Linked DNA regions of Homo sapiens: all the other regions are linked to region 1. A link is a loop called in an ENCODE intact Hi-C map of the cell type or tissue named here. Cell type or tissue: heart right ventricle. All regions are shown on one strand.

The links. A loop is a pair of places that touch in the nucleus more often than their neighbours do. Peaks named below come from ENCODE experiments on the same cell type or tissue, not always from the same donor. Only the 100,000 strongest peaks of a DNase experiment are listed, where the experiment ranks them.
Region 2: it touches region 1 in a loop (4-fold over the local background); 12 of 110 quality-filtered maps call a loop at or near these places.
Region 3: it touches region 1 in a loop (2.1-fold over the local background); 4 of 110 quality-filtered maps call a loop at or near these places.

Annotation. Positions count from the first base shown.
Region 1 is chr14:32,707,732-32,715,731 of GRCh38, reverse strand. All of the region lies in intron 9 of AKAP6 (A-kinase anchoring protein 6), which reads right to left. Among named protein-coding and RNA genes, the nearest start is that of NPAS3, 230 kb to the left of the region's middle. In heart right ventricle, a CTCF peak has its summit at 4,464; a DNase peak (open chromatin) is centred at 6,451; H3K27ac peaks cover 2,983 bases.
Region 2 is chr14:33,429,173-33,437,172 of GRCh38, reverse strand. The region is part of intron 4 of NPAS3 (neuronal PAS domain protein 3); the gene reads right to left. Among named protein-coding and RNA genes, the nearest start is that of SNORA89, 280 kb to the left of the region's middle. In heart right ventricle, a CTCF peak has its summit at 4,553 (motif pointing right); no DNase peak of the experiment used is centred here.
Region 3 is chr14:32,901,112-32,909,111 of GRCh38, reverse strand. No RefSeq gene overlaps it. Among named protein-coding and RNA genes, the nearest start is that of NPAS3, 34 kb to the left of the region's middle. In heart right ventricle, no CTCF peak of the experiment used is centred here; no DNase peak of the experiment used is centred here.

The DNA of each region.
Region 1 (8,000 bases):
AAGCTATATGGTTTGTCACTGATTTTCCTCTTCTCCAGTTTGTCTTCCTGTTTTTGGTAAAATCCTAGGAACATGCCAAGCTATTTCCTAGATCTGAGGTTTTTTTCCCCCTAAAATGCATTATTTTGCAATGCATCTATCTCTATTCCAGTTATTTAAATTCTATCCAGTAAGGTTCAGTTCAAATATCATTTATTCCATGAGGACTTTCTAAGAAGACTAGCACTTATTTTTCATACCACATAAATTTGCTATCTTTGCTATTATTTCATGTTTTTTCGTTTTGCTTTTCTAAGTAGATTATAAATTACTTAAGGAAAAGGATAACCTCCCTTTATTTGGTTCTCCACAGCACACCATAGTATCCTAATGAATTCTTATTGTCTCATCCTCACAGTCACTAAAATGAGATAACATCATTCCTTATTCCTTTTAAGTAAAAGTAAAATAATTAGACCATTAATTCCTGATATATGTATTAGATGGACATATGTAATTTTCAAAATATATGTGATAAAATAAGAGAATTCAGGTGAAAAATGTCTTTGTGCTTAAACACACAGAAAGTGATGCAAACTTCATAAATTGTTAGTTGAATTTGACGCCAATTAGTACAGTTTGCAAGGTAGAAAAATTTGTAATCATTTTTTCCTCAAGCAAATATGAATCTGCCTTCGACCATATAGCTCTCCAGAGAAGCCTCCCCAGTAGGGAATTTGAAATTAGAGTGATTGCCTGTCACTAGGTCTCCCAGGGTGTAGACTTCGAATTCAAACGTGAGTCTGTTCTTTACCAAAATGCCTTAGGGACTATTCAGGTCCTTTCCTCATAGACAGCTAAATGTCTTTAGTCATATTTGCCATGACATCCAATGTGACAATTCAAATACTGTATAAACTACCAATGTGTGTACCACAATACAAGCAGAAGGTAAGAAAAGGTTGCTCATATATTATGAAATGACTTAGTTTCAATGGAAATGTAAGTGAATATATCTGTTCCATGCTGTGAAAAAAACTGAGGGGCATTTGGTAATTCTGCCTAAAGAAGAAGGTAGAAAAATTAAAATGTGTGGAAAATAAGACGTCAAAGAGAAAGCTGAATTTCCATTACAGGCAGCAAAAGACACTGCAGAGAATCCAATGGAAGTTATCTGCCACTGAAAAAAAGTAAAAGGAAAAGGAAAGTGTCTAAGAAGTTTCATAAAATATATATTTATGTTTTTATGGTCTGAAATGAACCAAAAGCAGTGTAGTATTTAGAAATTATACACTTTTTATGGTACTTTAAAAAAAATACAGGCATACTTGGTTTTATTATGCCTTACAGATACTACAATGTTTACAAATGGAAGGTTTGTGACAACCCTGTGTCAAGCAAGGCTATTGGCACAATTTTTCCATAGCATGTGCTCATTTTGTATCTCTGCGTTACATTTTAGTAATTTGGTCAATATTTCAAATTTTTCATTATTATTTTATCTGTTATGATGATCTGTGACCAGTGATCTTTGATGTTACTATTGTAATTGTTTTGAGGCACCACAAACCACACCCATATAAGACTGTGAACTTAATCCGTAAGTGCTGTGTATGTTCTCATTGCTCCACCCACCAGCAGTTCTCTCTGTTCCTCAGACCTTCCTATTCCTTGAGACACAACAATATTGAAATGCGGCCAAGTAATAATCCTACAATGGCCTCTAAGTACTCAAGTGAAAGAAAGAGTCACTCTAAATGAAAAGCTAGAAATAGCTAAGCTTTGTGAGCAATTCAGGTAAAAAGCTGAGATAGTCTGAAAACGAGGCCTCTTGTGCCAGTTAGCCAAGTTGTGAATGCAAAAGAAAAGTTCTTGAAGGAGATTAAAAGTGCTACTCCAGTGAGCACATAAATGAAAAGAAAGTAAAACAGCCTTATTGCTGATAGGGAAAAAGTTTTAGTGGTCTAGATAGAAGATCAAACCAGCCACAACATTCCCTCAAGCCAAACCTAATTCAGAGGAAGGCCCTAACTCATTTTAATTCTATGAAGGCTAAGAGAGGTGAGGAAGCTGCAGAAGAAATGTTGGACACTAACAGAGGTTGGTTCATGAGGTTTAAGGAAAGACACCATCTCCATAACATAAAAGTGCAAGGTGAAGCAGCAAGTGCTGATGGAGAAGCTGCAGCAAGTTCTCCAGAAGATCTAGCTAAGATCATTGATAAAGGTGGCCACACGAAATAACAGATTTTTCAGTGTAGACAAAACAGCCCTCTATTGGAAAAAAAAAAATGCCATCTAGGACTTTCATGGCTAGAGAGGAGAAGTCAATGCCTAGCTTCAAAGCTTCAAAGGAACGGCTGACCCTCTTGTGAGAGGCTAAAGCTGTTGATGACGTTGAGTTGAAGCCAGTGCTCATTTCCTATCCTGAAAATCCTAGGGCCCTTAAGAATTATGCTAACTCTACTCTGCCTGTGCTCTATCAGTGGAACAACAAAGCCTGGATGACAGTTTATCTGTTTACAGCACAGTTTACTATATATTTTAAGCCCATTGTGGGGACCTATGGCTCAGAATAAAAGATTCCTTTCAAAATATTACTGCTCGTTGACAATGCACTGGGTCACCCAAGAGCTCTGATGGAGATGTACAAGGAGATTACTACTGTTTTCATGCCTATTAACACAACATTCATTCTGTGGCCCATGGATCAAGGTGTAATCTTGACTTTCAAGTTGTCTTATTTAAGAAATACATTTTGTACGGCTATAGCTGCCATAGATAGTGATTCCTCTGATGGATCTGGACAAAGTCCATTGAAAACCTTCTGAAAAGGCTTCACCATTCTAGATGCCATTAACAACATTTGAAATTCATAGGAGGAGATCAAAATATCAACATTAACAGGAGTTTGGAAGAAGTTGATTCCAACCCTTATGGATGACTGAGGGGTTCAACACTTCAGTGGAGGAAGTAATAGCAGATGTGGTGGAAATAGCAAGAGAACTAGAATTGGAGGTAGAGCCTGAAGATGTGACAGAGTTGCTGCAATCGCAAGATAAAACTTGAACAAATGATGTGTTCCTTCTGAAGAATAAGCAAAGATAGTAGTTTCTTGAGATGGAATTTACTGCTGTTGAGAATGCTGTGAACACTGTTGAAATGACAGCAAAGGATTTAGAATATTACATAAGCTTAGTTGATAAAGCAGCGGCAGGGTTTGAGAGGATTAACTCCAATTTTGAAAGAAGTTCTACTGTGGGTAAAATGCTATCAAACGGCATTGTATGGTACAGAGAAATCCTTTGTGAAAGAGCCAATTAATGTGGCAAACTTCATTGCCTTATTTTAAGAAATTGCCGCAGCCACCCCAACTTTCAGCAACCACCACCCAGATTAGTCGGTAGCCATCAACACTGAGGCAAGACCTTCACCAGCAAAAAGATTATGACTTGCTGAAGGCTCAGATGATCTTTAGGATCTTTTTGCAATAAAATTTTTTTAAATTAAGTACATTTTTAGACATAATGCTATTGCACACTTAACAGCCTACAGTATAGTGTAAACGCAACTTTTATATGCACTGCGAAACCAAAAGATTCACGTGACTTGCTTTATTATGATATTTGCCTTATTATGGTGGTATGGACCTGAACTTGCAATATCTCTTAGGTATGCCTGTATTATATTTACCCATGAGTTTGTTCTTTTAGCCTGTGAAATTAAGTCTTAAAATTCTGATTTTGTCCAATTGCTTATAGGCAAAGTCAATTACTAATTGAAGTAATCTTTGATTTTTTTCACCAAAGAGAAAATACTGAAGTTGGAATGGACCTGAGAGACACTGAGTCCACCCCCCTCACTTTACAGATGAAGAAAATGAGGCCTGAGAGGATAAGAATAATTGCCCGAGGGGAATCTGGCCTCCTTCTCCAGGGCTTTATCACATGGCTTCTCAATCTTCCTTTGCTAACACTGGTCTTTAGTGAAGCTTAAAAATAAGATCAAAGAAAGCTCAAAGGGGGATCTATAGAATAAAATAACATAAACTGGGGCACTGAGATGAGGTCCATCCATTCCCTTCAAGGGAAATTAACATATAGAGATCTGAGCCTCTTTGGCCTTTGTCTTTTCCTGAGGAAGCTTCAAGATCAGTTAACTCTGTATACCTATGAGAGTGGGACTGAATCATGGCGAAGCTATTAGTGACAACCAAGCTTCTTTATTAAAAATCCATTTTGGTGTATGTGTGTGTGTATGCATTTAAAAGCATTAATTCATTTTATAAAAAGGTCCGTGTGAATCTATTTATGTTTCAAGGCCAAACATGAAGTGTAGGGTTCAATGAACAATTTCAGAGCAGTCAAGCCGCCAGAGAAGTGCCTGTGAGCACAGTGACAACCACAGTTGAAAGAAATGTATAGGATCCACTTTCTGATTTTCTTTGGTTACCAGAAGCACAACAGAGTATAGGAGGCCACCTGGTGGTGACATGAACCAATTAATCATTTAATGTTACACTGAAAAGCAAGCAAAACAGAGTTTGGGTTGTTACAAAAGGAAAATTAGAACCTGGGGCAAGAGGATCATAATCAACAGATATTACTGCAATATAGCAGATAGAAAATTGAATTGGGAAACCATTCAAGTCTGTACAATAATGGATATTCCTAAAGCGTTGCCATAATAGTTATTATTTATACCAGGGATTAGCGAACATTTTCTGTAAGGAGGCAGATAGTAAATAGTTTAGGCATGCTGGCCACATGGTCACTGTTCATGCTACTCAACTCTACCATTGCGTAAAAGCAGATATAGATATTTCATAAATGAATGTGCCTGGCAGTGTTCCAACAAAACTTTCTTTTAAAAATGAGTGGTAGGCTGCATGTGACCTGCAGGTCATAGTTGTCAGCCCCGATTCTGTTTTATCTTTTGAGCACATACTATTTACCAAGGACCAGGTGAAGCCCCTATATACATTACTTCATAGAATCCTAACAACAATCTTTCAAGGTAGGTGTTATTATCCCTACTTCCTACGTTTAACAACGGAAGCCTAAAATGTTTCAATGATCTGGAGGAAAAGGCACTAAGCCTCATTCATTAGAAACGCTTTGTGTAGCGCCATGGCTGTTTTTTTTCGTCTGTGATTGCGCACCCTTGTTCTCAACCTCCCTCCCATTTATCTTGCAGAGGCTGCTTTCGGTTTCCCTCAGTAGTGACTCTGCTCCTGTTTCTCCACCTCATGTTCCCTTGAAATGTTGTGTGTCTCTTAACATCTTTTTCTCCATCACTTCTTTTATGTTTAAAAACTTTATGTCAGTTTTCATAACAACAGATGTAAGCAAGCATGAAAAAGAGACAAAAGCAATGTATTAAAAATAGATAGCCACATATACAACAATAAGCCAAGGAAACTGTCATATTGTGTATGCTCCAAATGGAATGTGAGCCAAAAACACAATGCTCACTCCGACATAAATAATATATTACGCATCCACTGGGAGAAGAAGTAGCTCTGTCCCTAAATGGAAGAGGTTTTTTTTTTTTTTTGGGTCCATTTTTTATGTCATGTTCTTTTTCTTTTTAAATTTTTTTAAAGGCATATACTGTAAGTCATACCATCTCAGAAAAGCTACAGTCGTCTTCCAAACCATCCATGAACTATTTTATTAACTGTTAATAAGAGATAGTTGAAAAACCTGATGGAGAAATCCATGGAGCTTGTTAAAGCCTCTCAGATATATGGATTTACCAGCAGTCTTTCAATATTAGCATATTTTCTGCTACAAAAGAGGATGGAAGTGGTTTCAGTTAGATGGAGTGTAGACAAAACTGAAATAAATGACTTAAAAAAATTTTTTTCACCAACCAGTTTTGAGCACCAAAAAATTTTCTAACTTGAAACTGCAAAAGCTTGAGAAATGTGACTATACAGAAAACAGAAGAGCTAGTTACAGAGCATGGATTCTGGCTGATTTGACAATTAATACCACCAACAGAGAGGATTTACACTAGAAATAAGAAGACTTTCAGGAAAGGGAGAGTTAAACATTTTAATGGAAGGCTGTGGAATTCCCTCTGGAAAGATCTTTAATGGAGGACAAATTCTCTCCTATATGGAATGGATAAAAACAATCCTTGAAAGAGAAGGAATGAAATGAAGGTCTTTTCAAGGTACTTGCAGTCCTGGAACACCACTGAAATTCTCACTTTCCATGGAACTAAATAACTGTACAAAATCTCTTAGAGATCAACTTTGGAATATTCAGGAGAAGAATCATTAAGTAGGTGATTCAAATCAGAAAGTATTTACTGAGTGCCAAATATTACCTAGCACTGGGGAGATGTCCACCCCACCAGGGTATAGTTCTGAGCAGCAGTGTGGACAGCAGACGGGGAACACAATTATTCACTTCAGATTAAAAAAAAAAATCGTTGTGCTCCAATGCTCCAATCAGCTTTCTGGAACTATTTCCTGAACTTGGTGAGCTCAAAACTCCCACAAGAGCTGGCTGTCACATGAGATTTCTGGCATTACTCATGGTATCCCTGGATCTTTTTGTAAACAGAAAAGGCTTCTGACAGTGTTTCCATACTTTATTTCTTTTTCTAACCCAAACTTGGACGGATGGAGCCTAGTGAAACTATCATCAAAACTTGGATTATAAGATGCTAGCCAAATTTGAATTCTTTTGCGGTATTTCCAAGTTACAGAAAATATTTCAATTAGCTTAACCCTAGAGACTCATTTATACTTAAGTTAACATGAGGATTTTGGCTCCTGGTTTATAAGACATTACTTCACAGAATGGGTCTTTAGTACCACCAGGCAGATGAGAGTGAGGAAGAGGAGGGAAAAATCATACAGACAGGAATGTTTATCATGCATATTTTCAAACTGCAGCATGTCAGCTGAGGAAAGCTAAGGAGGAAGGACAAAGTTCAGTGGGAAAACAGTAAACCCAAAAGGATGTCAAGGTGGACACAAAGAGGGCCAAGAAGTGAAGTGATTACAAATCTGTCAGATGCTAATTTGAAATGATGCATCTTGTAACATTTTCTTAATTGTTTAAAATCATTAAAGTTCACAATTAATCACTAAGTAAAAAAAAATGACTAATGGCCATATATGATTATTTCTTAAAATTATGAATAGTATAATACTTTTTAAAAATGAAAATGTGGGAGAAAGTTTCAAAAGTGTTTCAGCCCTCTCCTGGTATTAGAGCAGTGACATTTAATTTTTAAATTTCCATATTCTGAATTAGCTAGCTACGGCTTTGGGAAGATAAGTCACTCTTTTACTCTCTCTCTTTCTCTCTCTTGCTCATTCTCTCTCTCTCTCTTTCTCTCACATGTGCACATGTCTCTCCCTCTCATCATAAACTTGGACTAAAGAGCCAGCCCAAGTCTAAGTCCCTTCTTGTTTTCCTCACTCCCTTACTGACGACATTTTCGGAAGCACACACTCATCTGAAGTCGTATCTAATTTTCTGCAATGAATATGTCAATAAACTCTCCTGCCAACTATGGTACAAGTACAAATTGTGCTTCTATACCTACCATTTCTAATTACTGTTGATATTCACCTACATCTATTGTCTGATTTTTAGGTTTCACATTTGCACAGCACATGTTACCTTCACATGTATAAATAATCATACCCGTATGTATCTAAATATTCAAGAATACACCAGAGAATACTATGGTTTGAGAGGCTGGAGACTAGCCATAGAATTATGGTGATTAGTTGTGGATTTCTGTACCATTTATGTCTCAGACATGGGTGTCTTTGTCCTTCCCTTCCTCTCTGCCTTATTCTTTCCCTACTACTTTCTCTTTCTCCCTGATATCAACCTGGCCAAGCCTGAGTACTCTTGGTATTAGGAACTGTCTTTACTGCACTTTGGTTTTGCCAGGAGAGAAATTTTTGTTTTATATATAAAAGAACATAAAGTTTTACATTCAATTATCACAGCATAAAAATAGACTGTTTTGTTGAAAAAGTAATGAATT
Region 2 (8,000 bases), 720 kb before region 1:
GATAGAAATAAAATAACAACAACAACAAATATCAATCACCTAACTCCTGCGCTGCCTTCGTGCATGTCATGGACTGCAGCCTCTAGGCTCACAGACTTGTGGTCACCACTAGAGGCTGTTACTCCATATGTGTTTTTACTTCTCATTGGATGATTTTACACGTTTTTCAAAAGCCCAAAAGTAAGCAAAATTGTAGGGGTAGTGTGGGCCAGAACTAACTAGCCTCAAAATGAAAACATCAGAATAGGAAATTAAGGCACAACAGCTAGAATTTCAATAAGGAAGAGTTGTTGTTTTTCCTAATTAAAAAAGTCAATGTCCTTGGTTTCTCAGATTTCTAACTAGTTGCAAGTTAGTTGAACAGTTTCCATGTATGCATCTGAATTGTGCCCCAAGAGCCTCAAGGGTATCCGAACCAAATATACATATTTATTCAGGAAAATTAATTGTTCACACTGAAGAAATAGGTTGTAAATTGGATGAAAATACACAGCAATGCTTGAATATGTGGGAGAAATTTAAATACATGCACTGACCTTTGAGGAACACAGATACAGAATGGTAGACAATATTTGAAATGCTGCTTTATAAAAACAGCAGTTTCATTTCCAGGATCTTAGACACAATGAAACAAGATAAAGACAACAGATTTGGGGAGACTTTTCAGGAAGGAACTTTTTGTGGTTTAGTGTTTCCGCTATCTAGCACACTGATGTGTACATGCCACAGTCATTGAAATAAGCAGTTAATATGTCCAAAATATTAACGTCAAAAGGTTTAAAGGTGTGTTGAAATATACCACACTTGCCCCTTGATCCCCTTAATTAGCTATTATAAATTTTTAAAAATCCATGTATCTATTGAAGCCCTTCTTGAAGCACATGTCTATGTTTAATTTGTCTTACTTAGAGATAACATTTGCATGCATCTACTGGTCAGCGGAGGACTTGCTGGCATGACGGTAAACTTACATGCACGAGAAAGGAGTCACCTCTCGAAATCACCCATTCTTCATGCTTTCTTTCCACCACTCCCCTTCTATGACTAAGATGACTCAACTTCAGGCATACTGACATTTGTGTAACTGCAAAGAAATGAGTCAAAGGATATTTGGTTCTTAGAAATGTGCCTGACTCCTCTTTTATGGCTGGCTGGATCGGCTGCAGAATTACTGTTCTAGGGCACCAGCAGTTTCTCACAGACACAGTGGCCCTTTATTAGGACAACCTGTGATGTCTGCGAGGCCTCAAGGGACACTGCTCTGTATAAAATCAAGAAGGTAGAACAGCACTTGTTCTGTGTACACTGTTAATATAAATGGATGATGATGATGAAGATGATCATGGCACTGGTAAATATAACATCATACTCATTAGCCATTATAACACTATGTACATCGAAAGGGACAGGACATAGGGGGGCAGATAGGATTTAGCATGTTTGGTTTAATTATATACATTTGTCTGTCTCCACCCTTGGGTAAAGAAATCTAATTTATGTAGTCCCAGGGCCTAAGCCATTGCCTAGAACTTGGAAGCCTATGGGCTCTGTATTAGCCAATATCTGATCATCATTTAACATGAATGGTTAAAAAAAATCAAGTATTCTCTGTGACATAAATCCAGAATTCTATTATATTCAACATATTTAGGCAGGAAATTATCCAAATGTGTTAAAAATTAATGTATTATCTGAAAGAGAAATATCAAAGATAGGACTTCATAAAATTATGAACTCTTAACTTGGGTTTTATGTACAGGATGATCCCAGAACACTTGCAAAATAGAAAACCAAAATGACAGCAACATGATTTTATTTTTAAAAGACATTTACAAAAATTTTATTAAAATATCCCAAATATTCAATTTAAGGCTAGCTAAGCTCATCAAACCTAAAACTTTTTAGCCAATCTTATTTGACCAGGTTTTGCCCTTTGATCTATTCTCTTTCTCTCTAAATTTTCCACCTGATCCACTTAATGATGGCTGATGGGTTATGACTGATGGATTTCACACTGGACAAATGTTTTGTAGATGTGTTTGATGTGTTTGATGAGTAGAAACAATGTGTTTCTGTTCACATTGGACGCATAACTTTTGCAGAAGTCTGAGAGACTAAGATCACTGAATTAAACATCTCCAATCTGCAGGTGAGTCTATTCCCTCCCAATATTTTTGACCTTGAAAACATTTCTGCTGCTGCTATGTGTATAGGTTCCCATCTCCCAACCACACCCCCCTCAAAATTACTGAACTCTTTGGCCCTATAGCTCTGTATTGACAATTTTCCTCCCAGTGCAAGTCTAGCTTGGTGCATCATCTACTGAAGAATATTTTAAAGTCTTCTGCTAGAAGAGTGAATGATCCGTTCATTCAATTTTTATTTATTTAAACAAAATTTATTCAACTCGTACTATATTCTTGATACTTGTTTATATTTCTGTTAAAAACTCATATATAAGCTAACACAAAGCTTTATGTAGCATTTTTTAAAAACAGTGTTCAAAAGAAAGAATCAACTTCCTGCAGTGTGAATTTTAATGGGTGAATAACAAAGACAGAACAAATGAGGAGTGACTTGACAATACTTTCTCAGTCTATGCCATTTGTCATTCTATTTCATTGTTAACTATGGATTTTTTTTTTTTTGAGATGGGGTCTTGCTGTCACCCAGGCTGGGGTGCAGTGGTGTGATCTCGGCTCACTGCAACCTCCACTTCCTGGGTTCAAGTGATCCTCCCACCTCAGCCTCCCAAGCAGCTGGACCTACAGGTGTGCACCACCATGCCTGACTAATGTTTGTATTTTTTGTAGAGATGGGGTCTCACCATATTGCCCAGGCTGGTCTCAAATTCCTAGGCTCAAGTAATCTGCCTGCCTTGGCCTCCCAAAGTGCTGGGATTACAGGTGTGAGCCACCACACCTGGCCAACTACAGAAATTTGATTACTGTGTTTGTTTGTTTATTTATTTATTTATTTAGAGACGGAGTTTTGCTCTTGCTGCCCAGGCTGGAGTAAAATGGCACAATCTTGGCTCACTGCAACCTCCGCCTCCTGGGTTCAAGCGGTTCTGCTGCCTCAGCCTCCTGAGTCACTGGGATTACAGGCGCCTGCCACCACGCCCAGCTAATTTTTGTTATTTTTAGTAAAGACGGGGTTTCACCTTGTTAGCCAGGCTGGTCTCGAACTCCTGACCTCAGGTGATCCGCCCACCTCGGCCTCCTAAAGTGTTGGGATTACAGGCGTGAGCCACCATGCCCGGCCTAGTATGTTTTATTAAACTGTTCTGAAACAATCATTTATATTCATTTTGAAAATAATTTTTAAAAAGATGTCTACAGTGACCGAAACTTTCATGGCTCACATTGGTTATGCTGTTTTACAGAAAAGGCTGTTTTCAGGCTTTTGACCTAGAGTTAGGGCTTAACTCCAAAGTCTGAAAGATGAGCTATTGCCTAAAACAATTATCACACTACTTATGACTTCTGTTTCATAATACTTAGTGTGCTACATATAAATGAAGTCCAAGAGTACAAGGCCCTATCTTGGCTGCTGCTTGCTAAGAAAAGCAATATAAGTCTGCCCTGAGAAACAAAGTAGTTGCCTCCAAATGTATGGAGAACATTCCAGCAGCCCATTTCAAAGTTACCTGGTCACGTGCTAGCCACTTGACATATGTCATTATGCCATTTCTCATTACCACAACTTTCTGAGACTGTTTCTGGAGATGAGGTTAAATAATTCAGGGTCAGAAAGGCAGGATTTGGACTCAGTCTCTGTAAGTTCAAAGACTGCGTTTGCTTTATGATGCTGTGTGGTTTCCCTATACCATCTTGTTTCCCAGGCTAAATGTACATGGGACTATAATTTCAAGTCGTTATTTATCATTGCCTTGAATAACAGCAGCTTTAAAAATATAATTGATAATAATATGAGCCTACTGACAAGCTACTCAGAAAAACATACCATTTCTATAACCTCATGGTCCACGATTTTTGGGTTGTGTTTATTTGTTCCTGCCTCATTTTATCACAGCAATTTTCTGACATTTGCAAGTTTCTTAAAATGTAGTTAATACTAACCATACATCCTCACAACTTGATGACATTGAACAAATAAACATTAAAAATCCCTTTGCATTTGAACGTATGGTAAAAGCAAAGATTTCTATATTTACATATGTAATATAGACAAGTAAAATCAATGACATGGAATACCTATGTAATAAAGTAATTGCTTTAGAAATGTGTGTGATAATTGCATATCAGCTGAATAATTCATTACTAAAATTATTGGTAATGAATGTTCATTTAGTACGATTATCTCATGTGTGGGAATATGCTGATGTACAGTGATTTACAGTAAACTTTAAGGATGAACATTTTATTTTTAGACAACTGCTTGTTCATTAAATATGAAAAAGTGATGACAAAACAGGTTTCAGTGATGCATTCAATTTGCAACGATAGAGTTTCAATCATAAATGGCTTTTGGGTTATATTAACTATAGCCTATAAATCATATATAAATATATGCGTGCATGTGATATCACACAGAGCTGTCCAGCAGAGGGCTCCTTTGAAACAGAACATGAGAAATGAGGCCACTGTTCAAAGTGGAGTCAACATGGTACTTTTAATAAATTATATTGAGGTTTAGCAAAGATTTATTCCAAACCAGCCAATGGTTTTACAAACCATTTTCCTAGAGATTGTAATTTCATGTATTTACAAGTGAATGAGATTTTCATAATACTTGTCCTATGAAAATATAAAGTGATTAAGGCCAGATATTCTTATGAAATGCAAGCAAAACCAACTAATAAGTCCTCACAAGCTGTGTAAATAGATGTGCATTTAATTACACTTACATAGCAACACAAACCAAATGCACAGGAACATTTTACTAAAGGGAAACCAATTTTTTCCCAAAGGAATATATTGTTAAGCAATGACTGTACAAACTCGCTCCTTTTATTAGAAACTACAGTTGACAATGAAAGATTGCTCCCTTCTGCCCAGTGGAGGGGTGGTGAGAGCTCTGTGGAATTTTTTCCTTTATAAATGATTTAGATGTACCTATACAAGAAAAGTACTTTTCTCTTTATATACTGATTCTCATTTCTATTAATGTTTTTAAGAAATAACTATGTATTCTCAAACATAAAATGATATGACACATTATATGCCATATTATATATGAGTAATACTAAAAATGCTATAGTTGATCAGACTAATACCTTTCACATGGACTTCTGAGTGACATCATTTTTGAAAAATGGGAAGGCTAGGCTGTGTAACAATTCAGAAAATCATATTTTTTTAATAGAGTAAGTAATAGGTGGGGTTAGGAGAGGGGACCCACAGAGATTATCATGTTCTTAATTTGGGAGTTCTCAACAGCTTCTAAAATATAAAAAAAGAATCATCAAAATTGACTCTTCATTCAGGTCAACCTTACAGTTCACATTCAATTTTAATAAATGGATACATCATTTCACTTGATGAGAAAAGGTGAACTCTAGATCCCTAAAGAAGATATTGACATTTATAAAACAAAGGCGAGAGATAACAAATATTTAAAATAGCAATCTAAAATCCTTCATAATCACTAAGATGGATTTTGTTCTATGTCATGCAGCCATAAAGTCAACACTCTAGAATCAGGATACATGAATCACATTGTTCTAGAATCGACAGCAATTCCAATATTCAAATAGCATGAAATAAAACAAAGAATGTTTAATGGCCTTTAAGTGAACAAAAGCAATATATAAATTTTTTATGTTTAAGTAATTCTTATAATAAACAACTTATATGAATACATGTAGACCTTTTGCCAAATCAGAGCTACCTCCTGGTATTCAGTGACACTAAAGACCAGGAAAAGTTAATACATGTATTTAACTAGTGAGATGTTAACATGAGAGGCTGGAAAAGCCAGATGTGGTAGAACTTGTATAGTAACAAATCAAAAATCATGTTGATGTGAGTACTTATTATCTCAAACATGGAAAAGTAATCAACCAACACGGTATCATCTCAGAAAATAGCACCACTCTAATGGAACCCAGAAAAACAATCACATTATATAATTTTGCATTTCCCACGTGCATTTTAAATGCCATTATTTTTCCTCTTTTGATCTTTCCTTTGTATTTGTAAAAGGAGCTTTCATCTTCGGATATGTATGTGAGGATATGCACTGGAGTCTGCATGCTTCCATGTTTATGATGCCAACAGCCAGACAGACTTTGGCAAATGACACTGACTGTACCAAGACAGTTGCATCTGACTGCTTAAACCCCTCAGCTTCTCTGGGCAGTTCAGGAGCCCCTGCTGTGATGTTTTGTTTGCACACGTGCACAGATAAAGGCCACCACTCCTCTCATTAAACAAGAAGACATGCGGGAAAATTAATAATTTAATTTGCAGGGAGAAGATAGATGTGGAAATCAAATGTGCATCTACAACCTTCCCTGGGCACTCACGTTAGTGTCTGAGGAGATCTGATGCCAGTTCTGTTGCCTGGCTTATGTCTCTAGAATAATATCAAAGTGTCAGCAAAATCAGTGCTTTCAAACTGCTGGGTGAGGAACAGTTGTCTTGTCACAGTGCAGACACCCCGGGAGTGGGAGTGTAGTTGGGAGAGGGGAGAAGGAAAAATCCTATTAGAACTCGAGCCATAACATGTACTCTGCTAGGCCACCCATGCTCTAAGAATCTGATCAAATCCTAGACGAGGACCACATGATAAATGACCCAAAGACCCAAGGAGAGCCAGTGTGATCGTTAACAAGTCAAAGACAACTATAACCTACCAGTTTATTCTCTACTCCTAGGAAAATATTTTACTCTTTGCTTTCCTAGAGAAAAATGAAGGAAAGAAGAACTGAAGGGAAGGCGGAGGAAAAGAAGAATGGGGGAGGGGAAGGGGAAGAAATAGAGGCAGGAAACTGGGTCTGCTCTTTGTCCTATACCACTGGATTTTGACCCTGGGTTGATCTAAGTGCTTGCAAGAGCAACAACAAGCACCTTTTATTTTACAATCCTCATCAAGCCTCGTTTTCCTGAGGTTTTTAAAATACCAAGCCAGATTACGCTTTGATTTTCTAGACCAACAGCTCCATAAATGACACTAACAACACCCCCTTGTATCTAAATGATGAAGGGGTCACATCCCTATTGAGCTGACCAGATGAGCCATTTATCTGCAGAGAATCCTGAGCTTCACTCTGCCCTCAGACTCTTGATTTAGTCCCCAAGGGCATCTGCAATAGGGAAGAAATTTTAGCTTTGCAATTTTCTACATAGAAACATGGAAAACAGAAACAATTTAGAACAAATTCTTTGAAGCAGTGGAGAGCCAGGCAGCACATATCATCATAACATCCAACTTTCAAAATGTACCTTTTTAGTTCTGTTTCTTAAAGCTCATTCTTTTGAACTTCCTCATTGCTCATCCTCATAGGCAGAGATCCAAATACATCCATAAATATGGTGCTTCTGGGAAACTTCACAACTTACCCTAAAATCAGTATACTGTTCTTCTCATATAAGGATGACATTACTCACTCATGGTCAAAAGGAAGTACCTTGTAAATTGCTTTTTCATTAATGGTGACACCTCAGTACATGCTGTGCTCTGTTTTAATCAACAGCATCAACTGTAAGATAGATGGCTAAGAAGATGATGTTGGGTATGGTTGCAGAATTGAATAAAACTAATTTGCGTGTAGAAAACTAGGTCGTTGGGCTTGGTCTCTACAGTACAAGTCCCTAAACAGTTGATCTAAACTTCCTGAAGATCCAAGAGATAGCATAGGGTTAAACACCACCACCATCCTGGATTTAAGTGACAATATGTGGGTTTTGACTCAACCCGTAACCAGCTACATTCGCCTGGGAAGGACATGAGCTTGCTGGAACCTGGAAACATTATTATGTATTTTACATATGCTGGTTCTTTTGACTAATACCAAAGTGTGACATCTTTTAACA
Region 3 (8,000 bases), 190 kb before region 1:
CGAGCCGTAAAATTCTTGTTTTATCTTGTTAATAAAAAATCCAAATATTTAAATCAAATTTCAAAATTATTGCTGTCAAACAGCTCTATAAACTTTTTAAAAAGTCAGATCTTATGTTTTTAGATAGTTATATTGTCATGTTTTAATTCGAGCATTTATGATGTGTAGACACAGGCTATATTTGTGATATTTTATCATCGACATAGTTTTGAATGAACACTTAGGCACTGTGCTTAGCTGGGACTGTAAATTTAGGAATGAGCCCCACGGTCCAAGACTCACACAAGCTCGGTCATTCACAACCAACATTCAGTGAAAAATAAGAAGATAATCTTCATCATGCCAATTCATTCCAATTATGAATTCCAAAGTGCTGGTTTATACTATTTGAGATTCAGCTGCACATGTGTAGGTTCCTCTTTCAAACAGAAAGCTCTGACTCATTGAAATGAAGTCAAAGGATATTCATAGTAAGTGCTTAATAAGTGGCCACCATTGTAGGGACTATAAAAGATACATAAGATAAGTCTCTGCTCCTAAGGAGCAGACTCCCTCATTAAAGAGAAGCCACAAAAACAAAGAATTAATGAATCATAAAAATAGTGCATAGTCTAATATACTCCAGACTACATATATGATCTACATGTGGAGAAGGGAAGGATGAACACAAACTGATGTAATTTGTGGAGAATGAGTAGAATGTGGATGATCCAAAGGAAGGGCGGAAATGTTCCAAGTAATGGATACAGCATGTGCTAAGAAACATACTCCTCCTACTCGATGGAGACGTGCAAGGCGCATGTGGTGTGTGGGGAGCTGGATTACAGAGGTCCTGAACACTATATAAGGTTGCATCCTTGAACACTGCCATAGTGATTGATGAAAGACATGATATGAGGTAATGAATGTGACGGCATCTCGAAGACCAGCAAGGAGGCCAGGGCTCTGATTCAGGTGGGCATGAAAGGACTCCTCCAGGAGGGCACAGAAGGGAAAATATGATTTGTTTCCATACACGGATGCGTTGTGGGGGGCCATGGATTGGTGTAGCGTGATGGTGACACATCCAAGAGAAATGCCATTTAAAGCGTAGAGGACTGTGAACGTGCCGACAGAGATAGTTGAATAACAAGCTCATATTAGACCTGTTGCATTTCATTTGATATCACAGCCTTGAAGGTTAGAATTTGCCCCACGAGAAATAAGCTCATTTTCCCTCAGAGACAGACGCAAAGAGAGTCTGGGTAAGGCTACAAAGTTTGAGATGAAAATAAGAGAAGTTGAGGTGGCTTATGTCATAATGTTGCTTTTTTTTTCAGTGAAGTAGAAATAAAGGGCTTCTACTGAGAATGAGTACATAAGATTACGGGTTGAAGTTTAGGGAATGCAGAAAAGGCAAGCAAGGAATCCACTAGTACAGGGATTCAAAAACACATAAATAAGATTGGTGTGTAAGCAGAGATGAAAGAGTGTGAATTTGTAGCTGAGTGTGGTATCATGGTTTTGAGAATTTCCCCCAGCATCTTGATAATAACCAAGGACACAGAACTAAGAGTGCAGACAGTAGGAAAAAGTGGTGTAGGATTTTAAGGTAATATCTATATATTATTGACATGGTTGTTCATTTCAAGAAGTCCAAGCTAGGTATGAAAGCAAATCAAAACAGAGTTGCTAGGACGTGGGCTGGGAAGAAGGGAAGCACCAGAGGGCACAACAGAACAAGGAGAAGAGTAGAGGGGACAAGGAAGGAAAATGTTGTGTACCAAAATAATCACTATAAATTCCTGTGTTCGGGGCCGGGCGCAGTGGCTCACGCCTTTAATCCCAGCACTTTGGGAGGCCGAGGCGGGCAGATCATGAGGTCAGGAGATTGAGACCATCCTGGCTAACACGGTGAAACCCCGTATCTATTAAAAATACAAAAAATTAGCCAGGCGTGGTGGCGGGAGCCTGTAGTCCCAGCTACTCGGGAGGCTGAGGCAGGAGAATGGCGTGAACCTGGGAGGTGGAGCTTGCAGTGAGCCAAGATCACGCCACTGCACTCCAGCCTGGGCGACAGGGCAAGACTCCTTCTCAAAAAAAAAAAAAAAAAAAAAAGAATAAATTCCTGTGTTCAAGCTTCATAAGTACAGAAGCCCTGGGTGATTCTGTTACCACAGGTATGGCTGTGCCGAGAGTCACTGAAGTTGGTAGATGACTAAGAAGATGAGAAATTGTGATGCCAGTGAGTTACATGGTCATCACTGTGTGTACTGAAGCCATAAAAAATAGTGACAGAGCCCAGGTTATAGAGAAAGGTGGAGGCTTTAGTGCCACCATAATTGAGGAAGTTGGAGCAGCATCTTGGAAGCTGAGGTGAGGGAGAGAGTGGTTTAGGGAGCTGTCATGGATTCCAGAAGACGATTGTTGACTGGGTAACAATTGTTACAGGGGATCAGTTGCCTTTTGTATAGGACACTTCATGTGCCTCTCTTCATATCCTCTCGAGCCACTGCTTACTGCAGGAATTGCTGCAGCAACCAGCTTCAAATAAGTGTAAGCAGACAGCATCTCAGCTCAACTACACCACTCAGCTCTTGTCTTCTGTTCCAGAGCTTTTCTGTTGATGCACTGATGTGGCACTCACTTATGGGTGATCTAAAAACCAGGAGTTAAGACTGATTGGAACAACACTTGACCAACACTTAGCTGGTGGATAAGCACTCCCCTCTTCCATCCCTTAGGCAAACAATGGAGATGGTTTCTTTAAGGTTCCTCAGAGCATCCTAGATGGATTGCACTTCAGCTGTCCATCACAGTGATCAGTTTGATAACACATCTTTGTATTGGCTTTCCCTCCTACCTGAGTCACTATTCCAATTCCCCACCCTGTGCTCTGGATTGCTTCCTAAAATATCCTATCAGAATGCAAGCCCTTGTTGCAGACCTGCTATCTTGGAGAAACCCAAAACCCATTATCTGTAAATGAAGCCATTGAGCGAGTAATAAGGAAGGTTTCATGGTCAAGTAAAAGCTAACTTTCAGTTAAGTAGAGGAGAAAGGAGCCCTGAAAGAGAGGAGGTTTTTACAGAACACAAGTGTCAGATGAATCCTCCTGGAATGGGTGGAAGGTCAGAGCAAGAGCAGGGCTGACACAGACGAAAGCGTAAGAGGAAAAAGAGAAAGGTGAAATATGAATTGTGTATATTAAATAGGCCCCTCTGCATCAGAAAATAAATGTACTAATAACCATGATGGGCACGTTTTAGACAGTTGTATTTATTGCTGTAGCTTTGTATTTGCCTTCATTTGTTCCACCCCAGGCAGGACATCAGACAGTCTCGCCTTGCTGCGTATCTCCCTTTCTTGCCAACATGCTGATGTCATCCTGTATCTAGACCTTAACATCACTTAGAGTCACATTCGTGTCTTTTGTCTTTTTCTTGGTGTCTAATTTACTATAGTTTTACTGAACTTGCTTTTTCCAAATGGGATACATGGTCAATTCATCTAAGAAAAAGTACCAAGAAACAAAACATAAGTATCCACAATAATACCATGTAGTATCCACTGGGGAAACTTTTTAAATATACATTTATATATAATTATACAATTTTTAAAAATACTGTGTATTTTTTAAACACATGCAATCCTGACAGAATAATACATTCCCCTGGGAAAATTTTTTTGAATATCACCACCAAATTTTAACCATATATCTTGAACTTTCAAATTTTGAACCAAGAAATCAAGTTATTTTGAGTCCTATTTATTCTGAGCTGAAGATCGTCACTTTTAGACATTTTGGTTTAAAATTTTAGGTCATCAGAGGCATTGGTAATGAGTTATAAGCAAAAAACTGTCTGTTACTACTTCCTGAATCTGCTGAGTCACAAGCCATATATATACACTGGTCCTGTGAAACCTATATCAGCCTGCAGGCCTGGAAGAGGGCCCCACATGTTCAATATTCAACCGAACCTTGAATTGTCATTGCTTAGAAATAATTCACAAAGGAGACACATTTGGTTTGGAATAATAGAAAACTGACATCAAGAGTCATTAGCTCTCTATCTCCTGCCAGTCTTTAACACAACTGTTTAGGTTTTTTTCTCCTGTACTGCTCACCCTAGCCTTAAGCCATTTATGTTTAGTGTTCCATTATTGGAACGCTAAGCTTGTAGGAGTTATTTATATCCTACTCTTCAAGGTCACAGCCAAGGTCTGATTTTTCACACAAATTTTCACAACTTGCAGCATAAATTGGTTAAACGTCTTCCTAGATGAGACTTTATGAAGTTATTCCACACGGTAATGTTACTGATAAAACCGATTTACATTTGTAGGTCTCGTGCCTATAGGAATACCAGGTCTGGTCTTTCTAATGGAAAGCAAGGTTTTGATTTCTCATTTCCATCACCCCCTCCTCTTACCTGCCCACATTTATGTACACAGAATCATCTCACTTTCATAGTCATGGCTTAATTAGTACACACAGCTTTTAGACGTCATCTCCTTTACTTGGGTTCTATCAATTATTTCTGCTATTCATTTTTTTTTAATTCCTCCTCCTTTATCTCTTACCTCTCATTGATGAGGTTTTAGCAGATATTTTTTTCTTAAAGATAATTCATCACTCCATCATCACAGCTAGTGGTGTCAGTTTAAGTCATGAATTTCAAAGCGCAAGTCAACAAAATGTAATCCTAACCATCCAACAGGCTCTAATTCTCAGAAACAGTTTTGTTTGGGGTCCTCCATCCATTCTTGAATAGCTAAGCTCTCCAAAAGCTACTTGGTCATAACAATGCTAATTATCAAGATTAAAATGTATTTATTAAGCATGTATGCCTAAGCCATATATAGAACAAGTTACTTTACTGCTCTGTCACTAGGAGGTAGAAATCTAAGATTGTCCATGAATAGCTAGTTGGAGGGAAACAGTAATTTACTAACATTTATTTATGTGAAATGTGTAATGTAGTAGACTTGGGCTGTTTTCCATGGCCAACATATTGACTTTTTTGTTAGGAGGGTGGAATCACCCCTACTCCATAGTCAATTCATGGGATGTGTTCCAATTCATTGGAACCATCCATTCCCCACACCTCCCAAACCACACAAACATATGCTCACACACACTTACATACATACTCACTCATCTGGGGGCTGGAGGAGGAGGAGTTTGACTCTGGCCTGGCCATTCAGAGCATTCTACCCACTGGCCGTGGAAATTGTCTTTGGGATTGGGGTGTGATACAATTTAGTCCAATGGGAACTCAGTAGTAGGAGTGTTGTCTTTCCAATGAAGTCCTGAGAAGATGTTATAAAAACATAGAACCACTGGTGGCTGTCTTGCCACCTCTTGGAGTCTGCCTAAAAGAAGCAACATAGAGGAAAACAAATCCAGAAGATGGACAGAGAAATCAAGACCTGATGACATCCTCCAAAAGCTAGCAGATGGTTATATTTTATTGAAGCCAGTTCTACCCCCATACTTTCCAGTTATATGAGTCAATATATGTCCGTTTTTGTTTAAACCAGTTTGATTTGGATACCTGTCACTTTCAAGTGAAAAAGTCCTTACTAATGTATGTAGCTGGCCAAATAATAAGTTTTACCAGCGTTTTGTATCAAATCTTTAGCATTTGAGGGCTTCTTAATGTGAAAACTATATATCAGTCACTTCGGATTACCTGTGGTGCTTACAAAATGCATATTCTTATGCTATAACCCTTATATCTCATCAGAATCTGTAAAGGTGAGGCTCAGGGCCCTCACATTTGACAAGCTACTTCTGGTGATTTTATGCATACTACAACTTGAAAACCACTGCAGACGTCATGACTATAGCAACTCAGATCGAGTAGTTTTTTTTTAAACAAAGTGACCTGTAAGTTCAAACAAGAATTCTTTTCAAATAATTGATCATCAGATTTTTAAATGTCAGCATTGAGGTAGATAGAAAACAAACTAAACACTCAAGGGCGTATGTGAAGGAACTGTAGTGGGACTTACATATTTAAATAACTGCAGAAATTCCTGACTACATTTTACCTGTAATCTAAGTGGCCGTTAGGAGAAACAGACTTCTACTAGATACAAGGCTCAGGAACGCTGGCAGATAAGGTAGGAGGGAAAAATTAAGTTTACCTTTAAAAGATACCAGAATCAAGGGAGACCGCAGAGGAGACAAACGACCATGCTGTGCCTTTGTTCTTTCCAATGTTGAATAAACTACACCTCTCCAATGTGGCATGAATTTCCCACACGTGAATAATTAATCTCCCAAAGAGCATCAGTACAAGAAAATATCCTTCCTTTTTGAGGACCCCATGGATCCTTCCGCTTCTCTGGATGTTTTCTGTTACATTTCAATACAGATGTGTTTAATTAGCTCAGTTTTGGGATCAGACATTTTGAAACTCAAGGAATTCACTTTCAAACCAGTGTCGGAGGAAATGGAATATGTGGAGCAAAATCAACATGACTCTTGTCAGCGAGTCAATAGATAAATATATTGTGATATATACTGAGCAAAAAACAAGAGAAACAACTATACTGATGAATCTAAAAAAAGCAGGCTAAGTAAAATAATCCAAACACAATAGAGTACATAAAGTATGAGTCCTATATGAAATTCTGGGAAGGTCAAAATTACAGTGAGAGAAAGCAGGTCACTGGTTACTTGGATCTGGGAGTCAGGAGAAGGCATCCACCATAAAGAGGCACAAGGGAACATTTTAAAGGAATGGGATTGTTCCATCTCTTGATTGGGGAGGTGGTTTCATGACTACATATAATTATGAAAATGTATTAAATTATATACCTCGAGTGAGTGAATTGTATTATATGTGTAAATCACACTTCATGAAAAGTATTAATAAAAAGTGAAATTTAGATGGAGTAAGAAAAGACTTTTTTTTTTTTGGAGACAGAGTCTCACTCTGTCACCCAGGCTGGAGTGCAGTAGTGCCATCTCGGCTCGCTGCAACCTCCACCACCCTGGTTCAAGCGATTCTCGCGGCTCACTGCAGCCTCCGCCACCTGGGTTCAAGCAATTCTCCCACCTCAGCCTCCAGAGTTGCTGGGATTACAGGAGCCTGCCACCATGCCTGGCAAATTTTTGTAGTTTTTAGTAGAGACGGGGTTTCATCAGGCTGATCTTAAACTCCTGACCTCGTGATTTACCCGCCTTGGCCTCCCACCGTACCTGGCCAGAGAACAGAGTAGGACACAAGGAACAGTCTGCAGAGGCATGGGCTGTAGTTTGGGGAAATGGTCTAGGGCCTGGAGATTTGGGCAGGTCCCAGCAAAGGAAACACCTTGGCAACTTAATGGAGAAGAAGGGGAAACTCTTCTCCTGGGGTGGCAGCTTCTTCACTTTGCTTTGTCTTATGTTGCTTGTTGGCTTCAGTGCCACACTGATCAGAGCTAGAGGAAGCCCAAAGCTCTACCTGAAGGTGATTAAGATCTTTGGAATTTGCTTACTGATAGGAACGTAGTAACATAGGAGGTATGGACCAGGAAGGGTTGAAGTAGACGACGATAACATGCAGACTGGCATCCCGGTGTGGGCATGTGTGGTGTTCAGCTAAGGGATGTACTGGGAAGGAAGAGAATACTTTCCAGTCTAAAGGACATTCGTCTAGAGACCAATGGCCTCTTTTGCAGGCTAGTCTCCTTGGAATTATTCTAATGATGTTAACAGATTATTTGATCTAGAAGCAAGTTACAAGCTACTAAATGATGTTAGAAGCAAGTTCCAAGCCGCGAAAGAATGCTAGTAAACATTGATTGAGTTACAAAGTATATCTCTGGGAAAAAAAAAAAAAACTTAGTAAAAGATACAGAAAATTGCTTCTGAAAAATTGAGGGCATTTAACAAGCAAGCTTGATTACAGCAGCTTTACCCCAGACCTCTCCAATGAGAATGGAAGCTATTTTTTTTAGATACTTTCCCATAAATATCCTGTCTGCATGCAGAGAACGAGGACAGTTGAATTCTGTCCATTTCATGA